2 separate regions of the Homo sapiens genome follow, and region 1 is linked to region 2. The links are chromatin loops, found by intact Hi-C in ENCODE. Cell type or tissue: PC-3. All regions are shown on one strand. Each heading gives the region's core, and the rest is flanking DNA. Links, peaks and the distances in the headings are about the cores only.

Evidence for each region. A loop is a pair of places that touch in the nucleus more often than their neighbours do. Peaks named below come from ENCODE experiments on the same cell type or tissue, not always from the same donor. Only the 100,000 strongest peaks of a DNase experiment are listed, where the experiment ranks them.
Region 1: it touches region 2 in a loop (2.9-fold over the local background); 1 of 110 quality-filtered maps calls a loop at or near these places.

Annotation. Positions count from the first base shown.
Region 1 is chr9:78,720,027-78,732,960 of GRCh38, forward strand. No RefSeq gene overlaps it. Among named protein-coding and RNA genes, the nearest start is that of PSAT1, 430 kb to the left of the region's middle. In PC-3, for the core only: no CTCF peak of the experiment used is centred there; no DNase peak of the experiment used is centred there.
Region 2 is chr9:79,016,889-79,029,822 of GRCh38, forward strand. No RefSeq gene overlaps it. Among named protein-coding and RNA genes, the nearest start is that of LNCARSR, 540 kb to the right of the region's middle. RefSeq lists enhancers at 5,555-6,754, 9,056-10,255. In PC-3, for the core only: no CTCF peak of the experiment used is centred there; DNase peaks (open chromatin) are centred at 4,393 and 6,483; H3K27ac peaks cover 3,824 bases.

The DNA.
Region 1 (12,934 bases), core at 2,717-7,716, 300 kb before region 2:
TCTGTTTAGCTTGATACTATATAGTGTGGAAGGTAAATCTAGGTACACGAGCTGGATTGCCTAGAATTTTTTTTTCTTTTCCTGTACAGTAAACAGTGTCTTAGTCTATTTGGCTGCTATACCAAAATAGCATAAACTGGGTGGCTTATAAACAACAGTTTATTTCTCACAGTTCTAGACGCTGGGAACTCTAAGAGCAAGGTGTTGGCAGATGTGGTGCCTGGCAAGGCCATATTCTTGTAACCTCACGTGGTGGAAGGGGATATGTGAACTCCCTTTGGCCTGTTTTGTAAGGACACCAGTCCCCAACTCTCAATGTCCCCACAACTTAATAAAATTACAGTGGGAATTAGATTCCAATAGAAAAGTGTGGGGAAAACACAAACATTCAGACCACAGCATCTGGGCAATGAGAAAAAGAACTTATAAAATGGCCGTTCTGTTTACATGTGTATATTTTAAATGGGCTTCTGTCTCCAGCACTTTGTTTCCTCCCTCAGGTTGCTTGGGCCTGAGAAGCCTCAACAAATCTGTTGAGTCCTAGCGGCTATACCTCTAGATCTCAGTTTTTAAAATTAGTAATGAATAATGATATATTTCCTACTTACCTTGCAGATTTCTTATGAAGATTGAATATTAGTGCATGATAGGTACAATATATCTACAGTTTCAGATTTTGAGTCATTGTCTTTCCTCTTGCTATTACACTAAAGCCCAAACTACTTGCCATGGAAAATAAGGCCTGGCTCTTGCTTTTCCCTCTCCAGTGCGTCTCCTTCTGCTCATTCCACCACCTACACCTTCTATGCTGCACACCAGACATAACATCATTTTGATCTGCTTGTGGTTCTCCAAAGACACATTGCTCTCTCTCACCCACAGGTGTTTTCTCATGCTGCCCCCTCTGCCTAAAGTGCTTGTTATCTACTCATGTTTTAGTCACTCTCCAGGTTTCTAGACCCTTCTCCTCATTCCCCTCGAGCTAAGACTCATGGAAGATAGTGGAGGCAAGGCTGTGAGTGCTGAGGAGGAGGATGGGGAGGGTTTCTTCTCCCTTGCTGATGGGGATAGGAGACATAAGTGAGTCAGTACCAACTCTAATTTTACAGATGGGGCAACAGAGTCACAAAGGGTTCAAGTAATTTTTCCAAGGGAATAAAACAAGTAATTTGTAGAGCTGCGATTTGAACCCAGACAGTCTGCCTGAAGAACGAGGGCATTTATTCTATGCTATACAGAATGTGGTGAATGATTTGCTTATCTCTTCTCTCTCCTGTTGTGCCATTTTCTTCTCCCTAATCCACGCTGTAGTGTTTATTAAAACCTTACCGAAGAATTAAGTAATGGGAAAACTCACATGCAGAAAACAAAGCTTAGATTAAGAACAAAAAGATGTTCATTCTCTGGTGATATCCTTCCACCCCCACTTGAACCCCTATGATTCCCCCTCCTACCAGTAGGAACAGCATCATCCCAGGTCCCAGTGTGCTACCTTTCTTTGGGGTTCCTTATTCCTCTTCTCCCTATCTCATAACCAGTTCTAAGTCAATGTATTTGTTCTGGTTATCTATGGCTGAGTAACAAACTACCCCAAACTTCAGTGGTTTAAAATAACATTTTTTCTCCTTTTTTTTTTTTTTAACATATCATGATTTTGAAGGTTAGCATTTTGCATGATGCTAAGCTTCTCTACATTGCACTGACTGGGATCATGTGGTGTTTTATCTGGCTGGAGGCAGGGCTGGTCTGGCGGGACCAAAAGTGCCCATTGCCTCCAAGGGCATTGCTGAAAGGCTGGATTCAAGTGGTTCCCCTCCTTCCTCCATGTAGTCTCATAAAAATCTTGAGACCTCTCCATGGTCTCTTAAACAGGGTAGTCAGACTTCTTAGTGATCGTCTTAGGGCTCACTACTCTTAAATATATTCTTTATAGCACATATTTGCTTTTTCAGCTTTTAAAAATTTAGTGTTCCAGGAGAGAGGAAGTGGAAGCTGCCAGTCTGTGAAGACCTGGAAACAGGCACATGACACTTCTGTCATATTCTGTTGCATGTCATAGTGGACATAGGACCTGCCCAAATTCAAAGAGAAGGTTTAAAGTTCCTCCACTCCTGCTGAGGGCAGTGTTGAATAGTTAGTGGACATCTTTGATTGATCATAGTAATAACTTTCTGCAGAAAAGCCAGTCTGCTGACAATGAAGGTGGTGGGGGCAGTATGGAGTAGCAGTCAAACATCTAGGCTCTGGCAACTTCACAAGTTAGTATCCTGACTCCACTATTTACTTGCTATGTGCCCTGCGGAAAGTCAACTGTCTGTGCCTCAGTTTTCTCATTTTAAAAAACAGAACTAATACTCTACTTCATACCTGCATAGAGGGTCCCTACCTTATAGAGTCGTGGCAAGTAATACATATAAGGAACTTAGGACAATGTCCAGCACATGACGTGAGCTGTTATTAAACAGAGACAAAGGAGTTTCACTACTCATTGTCTCAATGAAGAGGATGATAGCTGTCCTTTGCTTTACTAAATGGCCCAGTAACATAATATAAGCCACCCTCTCTTCCCCTGCAAAAATCTACTCCTTCCCCTAATCCCCTCTGCACCCACCCCTGCATATGCCTTCCAAAAGGGGAGCCTGCCTTCTCCAAAAATGATTAAGAAAATTGCTGGCAGCTTTAAAGTAGCAGATTGCCTCTACCTTGAGCAATGCAGGTTTCCATGCTCTTAGGACAGAACTTGGTTGTAGCACGATGTCACACTTATCATGGCACTTTAAAAATTGTGTTGAAATTAACTATAATCATCTGTCTCCCCCATTAGACTGTGAGTTACTCAAGAGCAAAAATTTAAAACTTCACCTTTTTTTCCCCCAATGGTAAGCAAGGTAACTAACCGTAGGTGTTCAATATATTTGTAGAATGAGTGGCTTAAAATATAAAATTAACTTTAAAAAAAAATTATTCAGGCAAAGCTGGTGTGGATTAGAATGATTTTTTAAAGTTGTATGGGTGAATAAAATGTTCAAGTTCTACAAGATATTTTTAACAGATAAAAAGGAAATATGTGTCATAAAGAATATATTCAAGAGTAGTAATTAAGTAACATTTTCATTTTGTTTATTCCTCCTTTAGGAGATTCTAAATCTAATTCAGATCCTAGGTTCAGATTTTCTTTTTGTTGATAGCTAATAAGTCGTGGTCCCCACTGTACTTAGCACCACCTGAAATTACGGTTTCACTCACATTTTTGTTCTATTTTTTTTTCCTAATGAATCTATCATTTCTCATCACTTTCTGAAGTTTTCGGCTTTTTACCTTTCCATCATATGGACATTGGGTTCCAGGAAACATTTTGTTTTCCCTCTTGGCTTTATAACTCTACCTTTTGGTTTTTCAGACAACTCCAGATTTGCACTTTTATCACTCCTTTTACAGGATGTTGACATTGATTTTGTTTTTCAGTGGCTCTCTATTGCTTCTCCTTCGTTCCTCCAGGATTATGTTTTACATTTAGGTCATTGTTCAGTGCCCCCCGATTCCAAATAAAATCCTATTTCTGGAGTTAGTTGGGTCCTAGTGGACCTAAATAGAGCAGAGGATGACTATGACAATAAATGAATCATGGCCAAAGCCTTCCTAATGAAGGCCCCTAAACCTACTGAGAAAAAATATTTACAAAGCCATTCATTCTATTTGCTGAATACACAAATCAAAACATTAAAAAGTTAGATATGGACATTAATACTCCACTATGTTTTTGCTCAGTAAATCCCCCACTGGAGTCACCGCTGTAACCCTGAATAAGTGTAAATGTTGTGAATTCATTATTACATCCTGGACCTTACTTGGTTTATGGCAAATATTTATTTTACTTTGAAGTGGCTGCATGTTTAAAGCCTATAACTATGATTACTAATTTTATTTTTTTGGTTTAATAAAAACTGAAATGTGAAGATGGCTAACTAGAGGTGCCCAACACTCATTTCCTCCACAAAAAAGGACCAAAGTAACCATTAGGTAACCTCACATGGAATAGAGTGTCCAAGGGAGAATACGGGAATTCAACAAGAAAGGGACGAAGATCCTCTGAGGCACAGAAACTTGAGATGGCTGCACAGAGAAGGAAGAAAAGCAGCTGGACAAAATTAGCTCAGAGTCAAGAGGGACTCCCAATTGTGGGGAAAAGGCAGGTGGAAGATCCCCAGAAGTCTACATTCTCACCACAGATACCTGCAGTCTTAGTTGCAGTGGAGCCCCTCAGCCCTCACAGGCCCTGAGTCTAGTATAGAGAGCTGCTTAAAGTCTATGTGACTGCATTGTTCCAGAGAGGAAATTCATATTGGGTCACCCCCACCACTGGGATCCAAGCTGCTGCAGCATGGTACCATATTGAGAATAGAGACAACAGAGACTGCATCCTGCCCTGGGGCCCCCTAGCCCCTATATTTCCACATGGGGTCCCACTAAGATCACCCACATCTACTTAAACAGCCACAGCATTGTGAGACCAGCTGGACCCAGCACTTGACCCCATGCAGTGCCCTGTATCCTGGGAAACAGATACTCCAGCACATCAGAGAGGCTGCCCCAAGGACACTGGGAGCTGAAGTGTGCATTCACTGGGGCCTGAGAGTTGCCCACATGGGTCTTCCACCACCAACAGTAACCCTGCCCCTCCAGCAGTGGAGCTGATATGTACCCATGTGTGCCCTGCAGGGGCTCAATAACTGGCCCTACTACTGCCACTACTGGCCACTACTGCCACTGCTGGCACCTAGGAATGATACTAAGGGGCCTAAGGTCCATCTGGAGTTTGCTATCCCTACTGCTGACTACCTTATCCCCTCCAGTGGCAGGGCTACCACACACCCATGTATATCTGCCAGGTGCCCAAGGACTGGCCTACCCAGTGTTTCTGTTCCCAGCAAAGCCAAACCACAGCCTCCACAAACAACCGCAGCATTGGCCACTGTGGAACTTGCAGACAACACTGATGTTTATTATAGCTGAAAAAAAATCATACGGAAACTATATGACTGCACCCACCAAGAGCCAAAGCCAAAGCACCCTTCTCAACTGACACTGTAGGTACATCTGCCAGAAAAGTCTTTAAATCTACTTCATAACATTGGAAAGAGTGAGTGTTACACCAGACACAGATATCAACATAGGGACATAAGAAACATGAAAAAGCAAGAAAATGTGACATCACCAAAGGAGCATAATGATATTCCAGTAATTGGTCTCAAAGGAAAGGAATTCTATAAAATGCTGGAAAAGGAATTCGGAACAGTGATCTTAAGGAAACTAGTGAGTTACAGGAGAACACAGACAATTCAACAAAATCCAGAAAATAATTCATCACCTAAATGGGAAATCTAACAAAGAGACAGATAAAGAACCAAAGAGAAATTATGGAACTGAAGACTTCAATGAATAAAATTAAAAAACCATCAAGAGCTTCAACAATAGACTAGATCAAGCAGAGTAAATAATTTTTGAACTTGAAGATAGGCCTTTTGAAATAAACCACTCAGATCTCCCTCCACCCCCCTTCCCTAAAAATTTAAAAATGAAGAAAGCCTATGTGACATACGTGACACCATTAAGTGAACAAATACTCAAAATTTGGAAGTTCCAGATGGAGAAGAGATGAGAAAAGACATAGAAAACCTATTTAATGAAACAATAACTGAAAATCCCCCAAGTCTTGAGAGAGATATATAAACAGGAAGTTCAAAAATCCCCAAATAAATTTAACCCAAAATGGTTCTCTGAGGCACATTATAGTTAAAAGTCAAAGACAAAAACAGAATTCTAAAAACAGCAAAAGAAAAGCATCAAGTCACATGTAAGGAAGTCTGCATTAGACTCACAGCACATTTCTTGGCACAGAAACCTTATAAGCCAGGAAAGAATAAAGTGATATATTCAAAGTGCTGAAAGAGAAAACAGCTTTCAGAAAAGGACACTATATCTAGCAAAGTTATCCATCATAAATGAAGAACAAATAAAGTATTTTGCAGACAAACAAAAACTGAGGGAATTCATGACTAGAAATACTAAAGTGAGTCCTATAACTGGAAGTGAAAAGATATCTACCATGGAGAAAACACATGATATATTAAACTCACTGATAGAGCAGATATACAAATAAGAAAGAGAAATCAAACATTATCACTACAATCACCAAACTGCAAAAATAAAGAGAAAGGATATGCAAAACAGAACAATTAACAAAATAACAGGAGTAAGATCACCAGTAACAACCTTGAATGTAAAAGGTTTAAATTCCCCAATTAAAGACATAGATGGGTTGAATGAATTACCAAAAAAAGCCTAGCTATATGCTACCTACAAAAAACTCAGTTCACCTGTGAAAGGCACATACAGACTGGAAATGAAGGGATTAAGGAAAAGATATTCCACAAAAATGGAAACCAAAAGTGTTCAGGGGTAGCTATACTTAAATCAGACAACAAATCTAAAAACATAGACTTTGAATCTAAAACATAAAAGGATATAAGAAAGGTCATTATGTAATGATAAAGGGGTTATGTTAGCCTGTTCTTACATTGCTATGAAGAAATACCTGAGACTGGGCAATTTATAAAGAGAAGAGGTTTGACTCACAGTTCTGCATTTCTGTGGAGGCCTCAGGAAACTTACAATCATGGTGGAAGCCAAAGGAGAAGCAGGCACCTTCTTTACAGGGTGGCAGGATGGAATGAATGCAAGCAGGGGAAATGCCAAATGCTTATAAAACCATCAGATTTCCTGAGACTCACTGTCATGAGAACAGCATGGGGGAAACCATCCTCATGATCCAATTACCTCCATCCTTGGTCCTGCCCTTGACATATGGGGATTATGTGGATTAAAATTCAAGATGAGATTTTGAGTGGAGACACAGGCTAACTGTATCAGGGATCAGTTTAACCAGAGGATGGAACAATTGTAAATATATATGCACCCTACACTGAAGCACCAGATATATAAAGCAAATATTAGAGCCAGATACAGACTCCAAGATAAAAACTGAGGACTTCAACACACTACTTTTAGCATTGGCTAGATTATGTACACAAAAAACTAAAACTGAAAATAAACCACATTATAGATCAAATGGAGCTAACAGCATTTCCAGAACATTTTATCAAATGGTTACAGAAAACACATTCTCATCAGCAGATGGAACATTTTCTAAGGTATACCATACGTTAGGCAACAAACCTAATCTCAACCAACTTTTAAAAATCAAAATCATATTGAGTATCTTCTTAGACCATAATGGGATAAAACTAGATATAAATAAGAGGAACTTTGGATACTATACAAATCTTTGCCTAGGCAAATATTTTATAGGTAAGACTTCAAAGGCTCAGGTAACATGGGAATTAAACAACATGCTGCTGAATGACCATTTCGTCAAAAAGGAAATATAAAAACTTGTAACAAATGAAAATATATACACAGTATACCAAAATCTGTGCCATTTAGTCAAAACAGTATCAAGAGGGATGTTTAAAGCAATAAATGCCTACATCAAAAAAGTAGAAAGATTTTAAGTGAAAAACCCAACAGAACACTAAAAGGAACTAGAAAAGCAAGAGCAAACCAAATTCAAAGTTAGTAGATGGAAAGAAATAGAGAGCAGAACTGAACAAAATACAGATAAGAAACTACAAAAGATTAAATGTAGCTGTTTTTTAAAAAGAGGTAAACAAAATTGGCAAACTATTAGACTAAGAAAAAGAGACTATCCAATTAAAACCAGAAATGAAGGAGACATTACAATGAGTACCACAGAAATACAAAGGTTCATTAGAGACTATTATGAACAACTATGCAATTTCCCAAAAATTGGAAAACCTGGAGGGAATGAATACTGAGATTGAACCAGGAAGAAATAGAAAACCTGAACAGACCAGTAATAAGCAAAAATATTAAATCAGTAATAAAATGTCTCTCAAAAAAGAAAAGCTCAGGTGGCTTTACTGCTGAATTCTACCAAACTTTTAAAGGAGAACTAACACCAATTTTCCCCAAACTATTACAGTATACTGAAGAAGGAATTCTTTCTAACTTGTTCTGTGAAGCCAGCATCATCCTGATGCCAAAAATCAGACAAGGACACCCTAAAAAAGAAAACTATAGGCCAGTATCCTTGATGAACATGGATGCAAACATCCTCAGCAAAATACTAGCAAACCAAATCCAACAGTACATCAAAAAGATAATACAACAAGATCAAGTGGGATTTATCCTAGGAAGGCAAGGATGGTTCGACATATGCAAATCAATAACTGTGATACGCCACATCAACAGAAGTAAGGACAGAAACCATACAATCATTTCAATAGATACAGAACAAGCATTTGATAAAATTTGACATCCCTTGATAATAAAAACCCTCACAAACTGTGTATAAAAGAAGCATGCCTCAAAATGAAGGTCAAATATGACAAACCCACAGCCAACAAAATGGGGAAAAATTGAAAGCCTTTCTTCTAAGATCTATAACAAGACAAGGATGCCAGCTTTCACCACTTTTATTCAACATAATATTGGAAGTCCTGGTGGAACAATTAGTCAAGAGAAATAAAGGGCATTCAAATTGGAAAAGAAGATGTGAAAATGTCCCTGATTGCAGATGACATGATCTTTTTTAAAGAAAAACTTAAAGACTATTAAAAATCTTTTAGAATTGATAAGTTTGGTAAAGTTGCAGGTAACAAAATAATTGTACAAAAATTAGTAGCATTTCTATATGCTAATAACAACTATCCAAAAAGGAAGTCAAGAAAGCAATCCCATTTACATTAGCTATAAAAAATAGGAATAAATTTAACCAAGGAATTGAAAGATCACCACAATGAAAACTAGCAAACATGGATGTAAAAAATAGGACACACAAAAATGGAAAGACATACTCATGGATTAGAAAAATTAATATTGTTAAAATGACCCTATTAACCAAAACACTCTATAGATTCACTGTAATCCCTATCAAAATACCAATGACATTCTTCACAGAAATAGAAAAAAGCCTGAAACTTGTATGGAACCACAAAAGATTCTGAATAGCCAAAGTAATACTGAGCAAAATCAAAAGAAGTAAACAAAAGAGCTGGAAGCCTCATACTACCCAACTTCAAAATATATTACAAAGCTATATAACCAAAACAGCATGGTATTGGTATAAAAACAGATACATAGACTTATGGAACAGACTAGAGAACTCAGACGTAAATTCACATATTTTTAGCCAACAGATTTTCAACCAAGAACATACACTGAAGAAAGGACATCCTCTTCAGTAACTGGTGCTAGGAAAACTGGATATCTGTATGAGGAAGAATGAAACTAGGCCCCTATCTCTCACCATACACAACAATAAATTCAAGATGGATTCAATACTTAAATATAGGACCCAACACTACAAAACTACTGGAAGAAAATATAGGGTAATTGTTCAGTATACTGGTCTAGGCACTGATTTTATGCATAATACTTCAAAGGCGCAGGCAACAAAAACTGAAATAGACATATGGGATTATATTCAGCTAAAGAACTTCTGCACAGCAAAGGAAACAACAGAGCATAGAGACAATATGTAAAATGGGAAAAATATTTGAAAACTATTCATCCAACAAGGGCTTCATATCCAGAATACATAAGAAAGGCAAAGAGAAAAAAGCCAAATAACTCAATTAAAAAATGGGCAAAGTATCTGAATAGACATTTCTCCAAAGGCGACTTACATACAGATACATGAAAAAATGCTCAACATCACTAATCAGGGAAATGCAAATCAAAACCACAATGAGATATCATCTCAACCAGTTAGAATGGCTATTATCAAAATAATACTGATAAAGATGTGGAGAAATGGGAACTGTTACGCAGTGTTGATGGGAATGTAAATTAGTGCAACCATTAAGAAAAACACTATGGATATTGCTCAAAAAATTAAAAATAGAACCACCATATGATCCAGCAATCCCATTTCTGGATATATATCTAAAGGAAATGAAACAAGCATTTCAGAGTTATCTGCAGTTCCATGTTCATTGCAGCACAATTCACAATAGTCAATATATGGGATTAACCTAAATGGCCATCTACAGATGAATGGATAAAGAAAATGTTACATATATATATATTTTTATATATGTGAATATTTGGCCTTAAACTGTAATCATGTCATTTACAGCAGCATGGATCAACCTGGAGGATACTATCTAAAGTGAATTAAGCCAGATACAGAAAAAGAAATACCGCATGATCTCCCTCATATATGGAATCTCAACAAGATGATTTCATAGAAACAGAGAGTAGGATAGTGATTACCAGAGGCTGGGAGAGTAGGGAGTAGGAGGGGAACAGGAGAGGTTGGTCAACCGGAAAAAAGGTACAGTTAGACTGGAAGAATAAGTTTTGGTTTTCTTTTACACAAGTTGGGTGACTATAATAACAATGTAGTATATTTTAAGATAGAAAATTTTGAATGTTATCACTACAAAGAAATGATAAAAGTTTAAAGTGATGTATATGGTGATTACTCTATTTTGATCATTATACAATGCATGCAATGAAACATCACACTGTGCCTCATAAATGTGTACAGTTTTTATGTGTCAATTATAAATTAATTTGAAAAACTAGAGAGTAGAATTATGGCTATTTGAGGCCAAGAAGGGTAGGGGGATGGGGAAACGGGGTGATTGGTTAACAGATACAAAATTATAGCTATATGGGAGAAATAAGTTCTAGTGTTTCATAGCATTGCAGGATGAATATAGTTAATAATTTATTGTATATTTTCAAAAAGCTAGAAGAGAGGAGTTTGAATGTTCCTTATACAAAAAAAATCAATATTTTAGGTTATAAAGTAATTACCCTGATTTGATTATTACACATTATATACATCTATGAAAATATCACTCTGTATTTCATAAATATGTATAATTATTACATGTAAATTAAAAGAAGAACACTATAAAAATTATAGGTTGACTTCTTAAAAATATGAACCTAGGCAAAATTAAACTAATACCTACTGGTCATTGCAATGTGTAAATTGTGCTGACCATCATGTGGGATGTTAATAGGGATAGTCTCTTTTCTAAGAGCCTCTTAAAATCAGACATCTTAGGGCTGGAAGGAATTTTTTGAGGTTGTGAGTCCAATCCCTAACCTTTATGAATAAGGAATCTAAGGTCTTAAAAGGCTAAGTGATCTTGGGAAATGCACTTAACCTGTTTGAACTTCAGTTTCATTTTAAAAAATGGAAATAATATCAAACTCACAGGATTGTCATAAGAATTAAAAGCAATAATATATGTTCATAATATATGAGCCAACTGCTGCCCATAACAAACTACCAGTAAATGATGCCTTCTTTTAGTGTTATTATTGGCTATGATGATACAAATAGTTGCAAACCACAAATACAAATTCGGTTCTTTCAAGCGCATTGTTTTATATAGTTCTCCATGCTATCAATGTATCATTTTCCAATCTGGGCAAAATTTGTCTTTCATTAAAGATACATTCAGAAATAGATAGGTGTTACTTGTCAGACTGCCATTTGTTTTCAACAAATCACAACATAAACAAAAGAATGTTCCAAACAAAATAACAGCAACAAAAACCCCAAACCTTTTTGGTGTGCACTTCTTAAATGTAGCATTAAGTTAAAAGTTATATATATATATATATATTTTTTTTTTTTAATTAACACTTTCTAATATAGACACATTAAATGTCATCCATTTGTTCTGCTAAGCATCCCAAATGCTACAGGATATGCTCCAGATTGTAATTCCTATTAGATCTTTCACACTTTCATTGTTTATTAGTTTGTCTTTGGTTGTTGTAGTAGTGGTCAGCTTGGCTACCTCTTCCTGAAGGGCAGGGGTAAATCCTGCTGTCCTATCTTATTTGCAAGATTTCTATCTAAAGCTGGGTAGGAGCCAGTGCTGCTGAGGCTGGTGAATTGGATGTTTACCAACCCTATGTTCTTGGAAAGCCTATCTTATCACTTTATATGAAAGATGGATAGGAGAGTCTTTCCCGATCTAACCTACTAATTTTATCCAGCTCCAAAATGCAAGTGTTTCTTTCTTATGGAGGTTTGAGTGGAACAATATTTAATAGACAAAACTGAAATGTGCCACTGGGTCTCATACATGCACCTCCATGTTCTCTATAGTATTATTTTCAATAAAGATTTTCCATCAATTTAGTAACATTAAGTAGCTTTACAACTTTGTGGAGAGTTGCTTTTTGAATATAAGCTTTATTCTTATGTAAAATTAGATTATCACATCTGCTTCTTCAATTCTTCTTTATTGATTTAAGCTGTCTAGCTGTGTCCCTCACCGACTTTAATTCTAAAAGCAATGGGGCTTGTATTAGCCAGGGTTTTACAGAGAAACAGAACCCATTGGATGTATATGTGTATACATATAGAAAGAGATTTTTTTTTGACTCAAGCAGTTACAGAGGCTGGCAAGACCCAAATCTGCAGTTGGCAAGTTGAGGGCTCAGGAGCATCCATGTTGTAATTCCAATCTGAATCCAAAGGCCTGCGAACCAGGAGAGCTGATAGTATAATTCCGGTCTGAATGCCCAGGAAGAACTAATGTTTCAGTTCAAGTCCAAAGGAAGGAAAAAACTAGTGTTCCAGCTCAAGGTAGTCAGGCCAGAGGAAATTTCCCCCCTACCTATGGAGGGGTCCACCTTTTTGTTCTGATCAGCCCTTCAACTGATCGGATGGTGTCCACCCATGTTGCAGAAGGTAATCTGCTTTACTCAGTCTATCAATCCAAATGTTAATTTCATCCAGAAATGCCCTCATAGACACACTCAGAGTGATGTTTGCCCAAATGTTTGGGCACTCTGTGGCCTACTCAAATTGACACAT
Region 2 (12,934 bases), core at 3,770-8,769:
TCCAGTGCACACAGGTGTTCCCTGAGGTATCTGTTGGTATCATATGGCCTTCAGTGATCTTTCCATAGAGTTCATGTCTGAGCAACCCCTTGACCTTATCCCTCTAGTCCCTTGGGGTCCATATGCTCTGGCTCTAGCTACTCTCTTGGCCACATCTAGGAGGATCAAGACACATGGCATCTTTTTCACGCCAGGCTGTCTGAAGCTTTATCTGCCCAGTGTGCTATTAAGGTATTTCTTTCCCTAGGATGTTATCTCCAAATTAAGAATTCATTCATTCATCCAACAACTATGTTTTAGGCAACTTCTATGTGCAGATACTATACTAGGCACTAGGAAAACAGCCATTAAATATGCTTATAGGAAACTTTCATTCTAGTAGGGGCATATAGGCAATAAACAATGACCAAGATAGCAATAATATCTATCAGCACCCATCATTATATATGCTTTCATTACTTAATTTGAGTTCCCTCCAGAAGCAGGCAAGAACTTGAGTGCTGGAGATAATCCCAGGAAGTTGGAGTGAGGGGTGAGAAGAGTGAGACAGGAAAAAGGAAAAGCTGGTAAGCACTTGTAATCAAATTAATCACCACAGTGAGCACTTGGGGCTCAATTTTCCCTCTATCTTCTAAGTTACAGGATGTCTTTCAGATTATCCACTTAAAGTTTGAAAAAGAAAAGCAGATATGCATTGGCTCCTGGACCCCCATTATTTGAGGCATATCTGTAGATTAGCTCCTCTTCCTAATAAATGCTGCACATGTCTACTTACCATGACACAGCAAGATGCTGCCATTGCATAGAGTTGAGATTCATATGAAACACTCTGATGAAACCATGGCTGGAAGCCGAGGTGAGCTAAGGTAAAGAGTCTGAGTAAAAAGGACCCTCCTTACACTGCTCATACCCACTTATGCCTACATGAAGTCGAATCTGTCTGTGAGTGGTCAAGGTGCTAGCCTGTTTCAATCTCTACAAATACTTAACACAAGGATTAGTGAAACAAGTTTCAGTTGCCACAGCTGTAAATGGCCCCAAGGCCTATCTTGGTGAAAATGGTCCCAAGGCCCATCAACAATCTTCCTTCTCAACTATCCATTCCACATTCCGTCACTTCATCTGGTCTCAGTTGTTTGACGGGGTAAGCCCAGCCTTCATATCTAAAGAGCTCGAGTTTTTTGGTTCCTTGCCATTGTTTGGCTATGTTTGCTACAATCTTTGTTGATTGCTACCAGGAGACATAGGGGTAAAAGAAAGAAAACACCCCAGTGAAGAGTTGCAGACATGCTTCTCTCAGCCCGGTTTCGTAGCAGCAACTCCAGGTCCTCGTGATACTCTTTGTCAAATATTATACATCCCAGAGTAACTCCTTTTGTTGTCATTGTTGTTGTTCTTTTGCTTTTGGTAGCTGATCTACCAGCATGAGTTGCTTGAAATGACCAGGTGGGAGCTGCCATTTCAGGTTCAGTGGAATCCTTACTGTGTCTGCTGATGGAAACATTCCTTCCCTGGGACCTATGGTGGCAAATTGAAAAGGTCCTAAGGTTTGGGAACAGGAAACACTGATTCCTTAGTGGATCACTGAGAGCAGTGGTGAGATAGGCAACATCCACCTCTTGATTTCTGGATTCATGTAGTCTAGCTATGAAACCAGAGTGCTGGATTTGGCCATTAACCTGGTGCTGCGTGGCATCTGGAAGACAGAGAAAATACTGCAGGCTATTTCCCTCAAGTCAGAAGCTTAGTCGTTGTTTTATTATAGGTTTGCTGTTTCTGATAACGTAATCTAGAGCAGGACTAGTGGACCTCTGATCATGTGTCCAATATCTCACTTTCTTTGCATAAAATAGGTCCCGTACTTTAAGATGATATTATATATAATGACTCTAGACAGTGAGTTATCCCACCCACCTGACTGGTTGGTGGTTTCTCTGCAGTGGATAATAGGTGGTGTACAGTAACATGAGACACAATAGTCTACACAATCTACAGTGTGTAAGTTTACTAATAGGTTCATACAGAACCATTTGCCCTGCCTAGAATCAGAGGTGAGGCTGAGAGGAATTTAAGAAGCGCCCAAGAGGCATCTGTCACAGTGCCGTATTGAATTATATGTTCATTTGATTACATTAATCCCTAGATGATAAGCCCATTTAGGGGAGAGGCTACATCACATTAATCTTGTGTAGGCAACACTTATCACAGCATTTGGAATTTGGTGAACACTTATGTCATTTTGTTTTTTTTTTCATGTGAAGCATGCATGCAAATATAATTAGAGACCTTTTGGGTCTGTCTCTTATGGATGAGGAGAGAAACAAAGACTAATGATGGTGAGGGACTTTTATAGGTTCCTGCATCCACATGGTGGCAAAGGCAAGACCCCAAGTCAGTGTGACCCCAAGGTCACAGATCATCAGGCCATGATGCTTCTTCCTAGAGTTAAGTCTTTGTGGTAGAGATTGAGCATTATTTTTTAATAATCCAAGACTATCAAAGACGTATTAGCCTCTCAGCATGAAGTCAAGTGATTAAACTATAAAGAATTATAGAATTAATCTGTTGTTATCCATAAATAGCATAGTATATATTCTTTCATTATAAGACGCAAACCTGAAGTCCAAGCTACTGCAGAATATTTCACTTCTGATCTAATGAGTTTGGAAAATTTTCACTTCTCCTTGTGTTTCCACTAATTTTACTCCATCTTCTTTTGTTACCCCTTGAAATAACTTATATTTAAACCAAGTTAGGATTAGAATCACTAAAGCTGTACATTATAAGAGTAGAGTTTAGGTTGGGCGCGGTGGCTCACAAATCTCAGCACTTTGGAAGGCCAAGGCAGGCAGATCACTTGAGGTCAGAAGTTTGAGACCAGCCTGGTCAACATGTTGAAACCCCATGTCTACTAAAAATACAAAAATTAGCCGGGTGTGGTGGTGGGCACCTGCAATCCCAGCTACTCAGGAGGCTGAGGTAGAAGAATCACTTGAACCCAGAAGGTGGAGGTTGCAGTGAGCCAAGATCGTACCACCGCACTCCAGCCTGGGCAACAAAGTGAGACTCTGTCTCAAACAAAAACAAAAACAAAAACAGTTGAGTTTAAGGAACATTTCAGGGGGAGGATGCATACACTAACGAATAAGAACAAAATCTCTTTCTGCAAAGCAGTCTAGCAGTTTTTGGTCAAATTAAATATTCTTATAAGCTATGACCCATAACTCCTACTCTCAAGTCCCTAGCTTAGATGGCATCTCATACAGCTCCACAAAGGGAATGTGTAGATATTATTTAAGCACTGTTAGTGTGGTGGAGAGAGTTAGAGGAAACTCAGTGTCTTTCACCAGAGGAATGGATAAATATCTTGATTTGAATACAGTGCGACTGCTCTAAGAAAAGCCGGAATTACGGTGACTTAAACAAGACAGAGATGTATAGATCTCCATGTAACAGAGATCTGAGTGTCGGAAGTCCAAGGCTAATATGGCAGCTGCATGGTTTCTGTGGCTAACATTCCCTCTCTTCTGGTTCTCTGCCAACTTAGCACTTACTCTGCCTCCTAGTCTAAAATGATTGCTCTGGCTGCAGCTGGTGGGAGGAGGGGAAAGAAAAAGTGGAGGGCATACCACTTATATTTAAGAGTATTCCTAGAAGTCTGACACCTGTCTAACACTCGTATCTCATTATTCAGAACGTAAGTCACATGGCCACACCTAGCTTCAACAGATGCTGGGAAGTGAAATTCCTAACTAAATGGCCATGTGCTCAGCTGCCCATCACTATTAAAGGAAGAAGAAGGAATGGCTATTAGAGAAGAATTAGGCCTTTCTGATGTTGTAAGATTGTAATAAATAAATATTGTTGAATAAAACACGGCAACAGTTAGAACCAATGTATTCCAGCAATATGGATTGTTCTTAAAAAAAGAATACAGAGTGAAAAAAAAAGCAAAAACAGAACAAAAATGGGCTAATACATAATACACACAGATATGTAATTCATTCTTAAAAACAAGTATGGAACCTCAAAAGGACAATAATATTGTGCTAAGAAATGAAAGTTTTGCCAGTCAAATCTACACACTCAAATCTAGTTCTCATCATGTGGTCTACTGAAAATTACATAAATATTTTAGGGCCTATTTTTTCGTATCTGAAAATTTAATTATACTCATGAGGGTAAGATAAGCTTCTATACTTAAAATATTTATTACAGTGCTTGATACAGTAAATTCTCAATAGAGATTAGCTGTTATTACTATGTCTTTTTTATTAGAAATTGCATGAATGTATAAGATCAGAACTTTGTGTAAAGTTGACTCTTGGTAAATGTTGGTTGGATGCATGACTATAGAACAAAGAGTGTATTGAACACACAGAGAGGAATGAGCTGGGAAGTATTAAATCACATATCAAATATTTATTTAATACCTCATATGTGTCAGGCCCCTGGGATACACAAGTAAGTTAAAACTAGCATAGACGCTACTCAGTGCTGGAGAAAGGCAATTAAAAATCATACAAATACATGTAAAAATTTCAATTGCTATAAATTCAAGGAAGAAGAGAGACACTCTTCTATGTGTGTCATATATATATACATATACATATATGTGTATATACTGTATATGCATGCATTTATTTATAAATTTATGTTTATTGTATTTATATAATAAATATATGCATATATACACAATATATACATATGTATGTTAGTATTCATACATACATAAATATATGAGTGTGTATGCATATGTGTGTGTGTGTGTGTATTCCTTTCTATGTAAGTTATGCTTAAATTGACATATAATTAGGAAATAACTATTAACTAGAAAAAAAATCAGAGAGAAGAGCATTCCAGGCAGAAGTAACAGCATAGGAAAATGCACTGTTGCAGCCAAGGCACGGAAAATATAGTGGACTGAAAGAAAACCAGTGGGAATGGAGTGGAAAAAAACAAGAGAACAAGTGCTATGAGTTGACAGAATAGGTACAGGTGAGGCCATATAGGAGACAAAGGCTATTGGAAGGGGCTTTGTCTTTACTTTATAGAAAGGGATACTGTATTAGTTTCCTATTGCTGCTATAAAAAATTAGCACAAACTTAGTGGCTTAAAACAACACGAATATATTCTCTGATTATAGTTCTGGAAGTCAGAAGTCTAAGATCAGTTTCACTGGGTTAATATCAAAGTGTTGGCAAAGCTGGTTCTTCTCAAGGCACTGAGGAGAGGACCTGTTTCCTTACTTTTTCGGCTTCTAGTGGCCACCTGTATCTTTTGACTTGCGCCTCATTCTCTGTCTTCAAAGTGCGTCATCCCAATCTCTGATTCTGTCATCACAGCACCTTCTGCTTTGACCCTGAACTCGCCTGTCTCTTTTTTATAAGGACCATTGTGAGTCTATCAGGCCCATCCAGATGATACGTGATAATCTACCCATCCAAAGTTCCTAATTAATCACAATTGCAAAGTCTCTTTTGCCATATAAGGTAGCATTTTGTTTCTGAAGATTAGGACATGGACATAATGGGGGGGCTGGTATTCAGCCTACCGCAGAAGCCATTGAATTTGTTCAAGCAGGGAAAAGGGCACGTTCAGATTTGTGTTTTTAAAAGATTCTCCAGTTTTCTTGTAAAGGATGAATAGAAAGAGGGCCAAGTATGTTTGTGAACCAGTTTGGGAGGCCAATGCTGGGTTCTGGCAAGGGAAGCAGAAAAATAACTTCGTAACAAAGAAGGGAAAATAACATTTTGGCTAAAAGAATGCAAGACTGTTAGAGGTAAAAAGAAGTTTAGAGAACACTATCAGTGCTGTACTGGGTCTGGTTTGGTACTAGATTGCAAGAGCTGAAGTGTTCACCTATCCCAGCTCCACATTCAGTGGCATGTTGATAGCTTGGTATTGGCCACGGGGGGAGTATTTACACCATGGAAATTGGCCAACACTACAAATCAGGACATTTTTTCCCCCAAAGATCCAATGTCACAGAGTACTCCACTGACATTATGTAACCTACCAATTGAGCTAAGTCGTCTCCCTCTCTTCCAGGGGTCTGCTTCCAGTAATATCAAGCTCACTCCTAATCCTGCTGTTGAACAGTCCTGATTCTTAGAAGTTTCTTTGTGGAGACAGACCAAATGCTAATAGTGGCTGATTTTTCAGGTTAGGAATTTTTCCTTCCACTTCAGTGTTTTCTATGAGTTTTACAGTAAGCATGCAATACTTTTATAATTAGAAAACAAGTCAGCTTTACTTTTAAGTATTCATTAAAAAAACTACCAACTACCACATGAACGAGGACATGATGGCAAACTTGTTTTATGGTACGGATGACTAGTTTATGATCTAATCACTAAAAAATGTTTTCCTAGCCACCAGCTATGTGTGAGTTAGTCTTTGAATTTCTTGTGGAATTTGTTACAAGGCTTGGTCTCTTGATATATGTTCAAGACAGGGAGGAAGAGGATCAGAGTGGTGAAAATGAGAACAACAAAGAATACCTGCAAGTAGTAAGTATTGGAACATATACAATTACAGAATATAAAACACGTCATGAGAGAGTGGCAAAGCAATTTCACCTTGGCATTACACATGGTCTCAAGGCAATAGGAAGTGAGCAAGGGTATGATCCCTGGAGCAAGACTTCCTGAGTTCAAATTCCAGCACTACCACTGGTTACATGTGCTCTCTGGAAAAGGACTAAAACTCTCTCTGCCTCAGTTTCTTCATTTCATTTATGAAATGGAGGTAATGATAGTTACCCATAGCATTGAGTATTTGTGAGATTTAAATTAGTTACTCCATGTGAATCCCCTGGAAGAATGCTTGGCACACATTAAACACTCAAAAAGTGTCATTTATTTATTTGTTGGCATTCAACTGCACATATTCTCATTTATTTCAACATAAATTTTACTACAGGAAAAGCCATTTAAAGATTTATTTTAATTATAGCACTCTGCCACCTTCTTTCCCCAATGGATCTATCCAACTGAGAAAATGAGAGTGATTTAACCAAGTAAAATTGATGTAAATTTTTTTCCAAATATGTTAGATACTTGTTTTTTCATATTTGTGTATTGAGCTTTAGTCCAACCCTGTATGGTTCCCCAGTGATTTATAAGCATTACTGCTTATTTGCATATTAAATTCCCAAAGAATGCTACTCCAGCGACTTGATTCAGGTATTTCTTCCTCTAGACTTTTTCTCTCCCCAGTTGAATACACACACCCCTTGCTCTTCATTCTTTCTGGCAAGTTTTCTAAGGTGTGTACCAAGTTTTTGAGGAGCTGAATATCACGTTGCCTTGAGTCAAACAGGAGCCAGCTGGCACCATTTATCTCTTCAAATTACAAGAAAATGTGAGAAACAACAGGGTGTCTATGTGGGGTCCTGCAGAGCCCTAAAGGGCAGCTACGTGTGAAAGAGTCTATCATGGCAATGAGCTCGAGAATTACCTGTAATCCTGGAAGCTTCCAACTTGACAAAACTTATCTCAATGTGGTTTCTTGATCAGATTTTTAGATTTTTTTTTCTACCTTATCCAGCTACATCTTCAAAAGTTAGATGTGTTTGTGAGAGTGATAATGGTGGGAGGAAATTCATTTTGTTACTTTTTTGCTGGAATCAATGCAGTTTTTTGAAGGCTCCGTGAGATTCCAGTAGATATTAGACGTTTAAGTTTCCTAATTATTTATTATTTTTGTTGAATTTCATCACATCATCTCTTGAGGTAGGCTGTTTTATAGTGCATCACCTTGAGAAGAAACAAACACTCCCTCATAAGCATTTGAAGTCCCATGTAAGTTTAATATCTCAGTAAAAACTCATAAAGGATTTTTATTCGAGTGAAAATGTTATAACACAATCTATTTGAAACCTCATACAGAAAGATTAGCCAAGATGAATATATGCATGATATTTTTAGGAAGTCAAAATAAGTAGAAATTTCTTAGCACTTCTTTTTGTGTATGCCTTAGTGAAAGAAGAAATTACATAAGAAAAATCATAAATGTTAAATCTGGATTATTAGAAGGCATAAAGGCTTATCCTAGAATAGACTTTTTCTCACATATTCTTGTTACTACATTTAAGAAAATATAAGAACACAAAGACAGGATAATTCATTTTAAAATGTACATAATTATAAAATGCAAGGGAGCTGTTTGAAAAGGGTATAACCTTGAAAAAGGTTTATAGATTTAGACTAAATGAAAAAAAACTTTAGGAATTATAAATTTTTCCTGTTGCATTAAAAAACAGATTAAATATTTCAGAGACTGATTCAGAAATCAGTATAATAAATAAAAGAAAACTATGGGACACTATTACTGAGTTCTCTAGGAGCTTGAAGAAAGAAAATTTATGTGCTTCCTTACTTTTTAAAATGCACAAATCTTATATTTGTAGAGAAGTCAGTTTAACTTTGATAACTGGGTAGATACTGGAACTAACCATCAAGCAGTTTATAATCCCCTATAAAAGCACACCATTCTGGGTCACGATCAACATTGCTTTGCAGAAAGTAGATTTTGGACAAGATTCTTCAAATATGATAAAATAAAAATTTCAGGATGCATTGCAAGATGGATAATATACAATAAAAATACACATGAAAACTTTGAAATTGTGATTCTACTCTGTATGTCATTTTTAGCACGCCAGAATTTTCTCCAGCATACTACTGGAGACGTGGTTCTTCAACTTTTGGTCTTAGGACCCTATTATATTATTAAATTATTTTGAAGTACCCAAAGAGCTTTTCTTTATGTGGAATATAGCTACTATTAATATTTACTGTATTGGAAATAAAACTGAGAAACTTCTAAAACATAAGCATGTACAAGCACACATTCCATTAGCCAACAGATTGAGAATATCAACACGTCAGGTAGCCTTTTAGACAATTCCGTTGTACACTCATGAGAGAACAAGAGTGCAAAGGCAAATAAGTTTCTAGTATCACCACAAAAATAGTTGTGACTTCACAGACCTCCAGGTATCAGGGGCCCCAGTGGTTCCCAGAGCACACTTTGAGATCACCATGCTGCAGGGTTGGTAACTGAGAGATTATCAGACATCTCAGTGAGAGGAACCAAGAGTGACTCAAGGAAAGAATTTATGAAATATCCCTCAAGGTGTAAATTCTGTCTGGCTAAAAGTTAATATTTTTATTAGAGATCCCTGGGTATTATCTTTAAGCCTATGATTTTTATTCAAGGAAAAAATAATATTAGAAAGGTAAGGGGTAGGGGAGAAGGATTTGGTCATTATTTGATGAACATTTATTAACTAATCACATTATATAGGAAGCACTGGAGAGACAGAAAAGATCTTAAAGACCTTAAAGCTGTTCCTTGACATGTTCACCATCAGGGAGAGAGATCTATGTGCGCTAATAGAGTTGTGAACAGAAGTCTCAGGCAACCCAGTGGAAGGAAGAGTGATTTGTGCAAAATCATTTCAGGAAGTCTTCATCAAAGAGGCGATGCTCATGACCAGGTGTGCACAAGCAGTGCACATGCTGAGCAGAAGCACTCCAGGCAGTGAGTTCAGAGAAAAGTGCTGCAGGCAGAGCGTGACTCTGGGCAGAAAGACATGCAAGGGCATGTCTCCAAGGAATGGTGATCTTTCAGTAGCTGGAGCAGCAGGTGTTGTTGGGGTAGAACATGTGGGAGAGGTTAGGTGTGACTGCAGAAGGCTTTTTATGCTCACTGAGAAGAGTGGGCAGTGCCCTGTAGAGAACAGGAAGCTGCTGAAGTTTTTTTTAGCAGACGGATGATTTTTCAGAATCATGTTTCAGAAAGTCAGCTCAGTGGCTCTGTGGAGGAGAAAAGGGATGAAGCTGAAACTAGAGCTTGGAAGCGCAATTTGGAGCATCTTGGAATAGTCTAAGCTGGAACACTGTGTTGCATGGGCTCTGAAATCAGTCTGCTTAGGTTCAAACGTTAATTACTGCCTTCATTTGGGGACCTCAAACAATTAGCTAGCTATAGAGTAGAGGAGTGCCAGTAGCTACTGTAAGAATGACTTGATACAATAAAATAAAGTATAATGAAACATTAATGCACTATAACTTTGTAATCGATATTAGTTATCATTATGGGTGCATAAAATTATAGGGAAGAGGGAAAACTTGGAGCAGATTCTAGAGATATTTAGGAGTTAGGATTCACAGGATTTTTGTGAAAATGTTGGATGGTGGTGATAGATGGTGAAATTATTTCAGATGTTTAGATTCAAGAGAATTCTGGGAAATGACAGATAATAGGTAATGCAGGGAGGGGACAAAGGGCATGAGAATGTGGAGAAAGTAAGGCCTATTTTCACATAAATAATGTTTGTAAAAATGATGGGAAATGTTTACTGCAGTTACCTCGCATAATACGGAGGTGCAGTGTGTGCCATTGATGATGAAACGTATCCAAGAAGTTTTAAGGAACAAGATGGAAAAATTCACTTGTGATAAATCTCACAGACCCAATCAAGGGAGGAACAGGGTAACTAAGCTTCTAACAGAAATATGTAATTTCTTAAGAAAATCAAGTGCTCTCCTTGAGGACTAGAGGGTAACATGCAGCCTTTAAGGAAAGAATAGGTGCAAATTAAGAGAGAAGTTGGGAATGAAAGCTGGCAATGTATTTTTTTCTTTAGCATAAAAAATTGCACATTATCAATGTATTACAAGAAAGATGAAGTGCTCAAATCCACACAGCCAAAATGCCCAGTCTAGGTAAGTTTCTGTTATAATAAGTCAATTTAGAATAATAAAAGTTGTTAGGAAAAGAGAAGTTTTTATTGACTTAAGTGGTCAAAGGGTGCTGATTTAAAAGAAACACAGATTCTCTGAAAGATGTACAGACTTTCTCATAGATTTATCAGTAGTTTAAAAGGGAGTGAGTAAAAACTAGAATGAAATATTATTTTCTCAAACACAAATAACCGATGTAAAGTAAAACACCCAAGTGATCAGCTGGGCATCTCTGCATGCTGTTCTTATGTTAGCTATTTGCAAAGATGTGGGAGAAATCTCAAGAAAATAATTACTTGGAGGAAGAAAGTTACTAATCTCAAAGTAAGGTAGAGGAAAAGATAAAAGGATTAGATGGAGGGACTTATGTTACAGTGATAGTATTCTGAACCACTTATTTCTTTAGGAGAAGGGAGAGGTGAAGGGGAGTGGGGAACAGTCGTCTTTGAAATTAGAATAGCTCATAAAATAACTAACTACAAGGTAAGCATTATTAGAATCTGTGCCAATTCACGGACTGTTTGCATTCAGACACTGGTCGTATTTTATTATAGTCACACGTGAATTGACAAAATGTGAAGCATTTTGTATTTACAGTTCAGTGGAATAATTTTTCTACTCTGACTGCTTGAATGTATTGTTTGGCTTCAGGGAGAATTGCTCATGTTCTTGGAATGGAAACAGATCTGAATAATGGTGTTATCAAATTAAAAGCTGGTCTTAAGGCTTAAGACATACTAGGTATGTCTTGAAAGCAATTTTTTCTGTTCCTCTTCTGTTCCCTTACTGAAATACCATTGATCAGTGCTTAAAATGGAAATGTGGATTTGTAATCACCTTGGTGAGTGAAAAAGGATGCCACACAGGGTGTTAGTTTCCTACCTCAGTATGAGAATTCACAGTCTCTTGGGATAGAAGTAGCACCTTCCACTTGTTCCTCCCTCTGCCTCCCAACACACACACACACACACACACACACACACACACACACACACACACACACACACAAGCTCTCCTTGCTCGTAAGCCCTCCTTAGGGTTATAAAATGGGTGAGATCTTTCTGAGATCTAAATATAAAGGAACGCAATTTTAACATATTGTGTCATTAAGAAGTTTAGGAGCTTTTAGACACAATCTGGAGGTAGTGGAAAATTAGATGCAGTGTTGCATTAGACATGTTTTTAGTATTTTCTTCTTTTTGTAAAAGCTGTAATTTTCAGAGTTAAGAACCAATTTAATGTCCCTGGAGTTACAGCTTTTTTGTATCCATTGTCCATTAGGTGAATTACTTAGCCAAGAATGGAATCCATTTATAATGTATAAAATACTGTGAAATGTCTTAAAAACAGTCTTTGCAGGGGGAAAAAGCATTGGGAGTCCATTAAATTTGAAGACAGTGAGTTCTGAGGTTCTTCTTATAATCATATAATGGTTTTTTGTGCTTTGATAATATGATGCATTAGATATTGGAAGATTTATTTAAAAGTTTGAATTCAATGAAAATTTATATAGAACTCACATAAAATATATTATTTTTGACAGTCCAGACAGCTTTTAAAACTGAGTGTATTGTCAAAAAACACTTGAATAATATTTATTGTATTCTAATACAAATTAATAGATAACCACTAAAATGCTACTAAATGTCTTATGGTGATATTGTCACTATTGCTGGCATTTAATAGGCTTAGAAAATTTGGTTTATAAATTCTTGTTTTTGAACAAATTCTAATTATGCCTGAAAATTAACTTGTTCTAAAAAGATTCTCTATAAGATGTATGTGATATATATATATATCTCTGTGTGTGTGTATTTAGACACACAAACCCATTTCCAATGATCAGATTTAAATTAATAATGAATTGAGGATTTGCGTTGTAAATGTTATTGTACACTATATTGACTGCTATGGGATCCCAAACCATAATTAATGTTTTGCCAAACTCTCCTTTCATATAAAAGAAGAAAATTTCAGAAAAACAAGCTGACTTCAAATTTTACTTTATTTAATAAATAAATAAAATGTTAAAATGTTATTCCCAGAGTATGTTCCAGGATCCAGACAGCTGCTGCCAAATCTCGGAAAGTTATTACTCCTGTAGCAACAGTCCTATATAGTATGTTGAACCATACTAAATTGTCATCTATATTGGTTGAAACCAGGTGGCTAGCAGCTA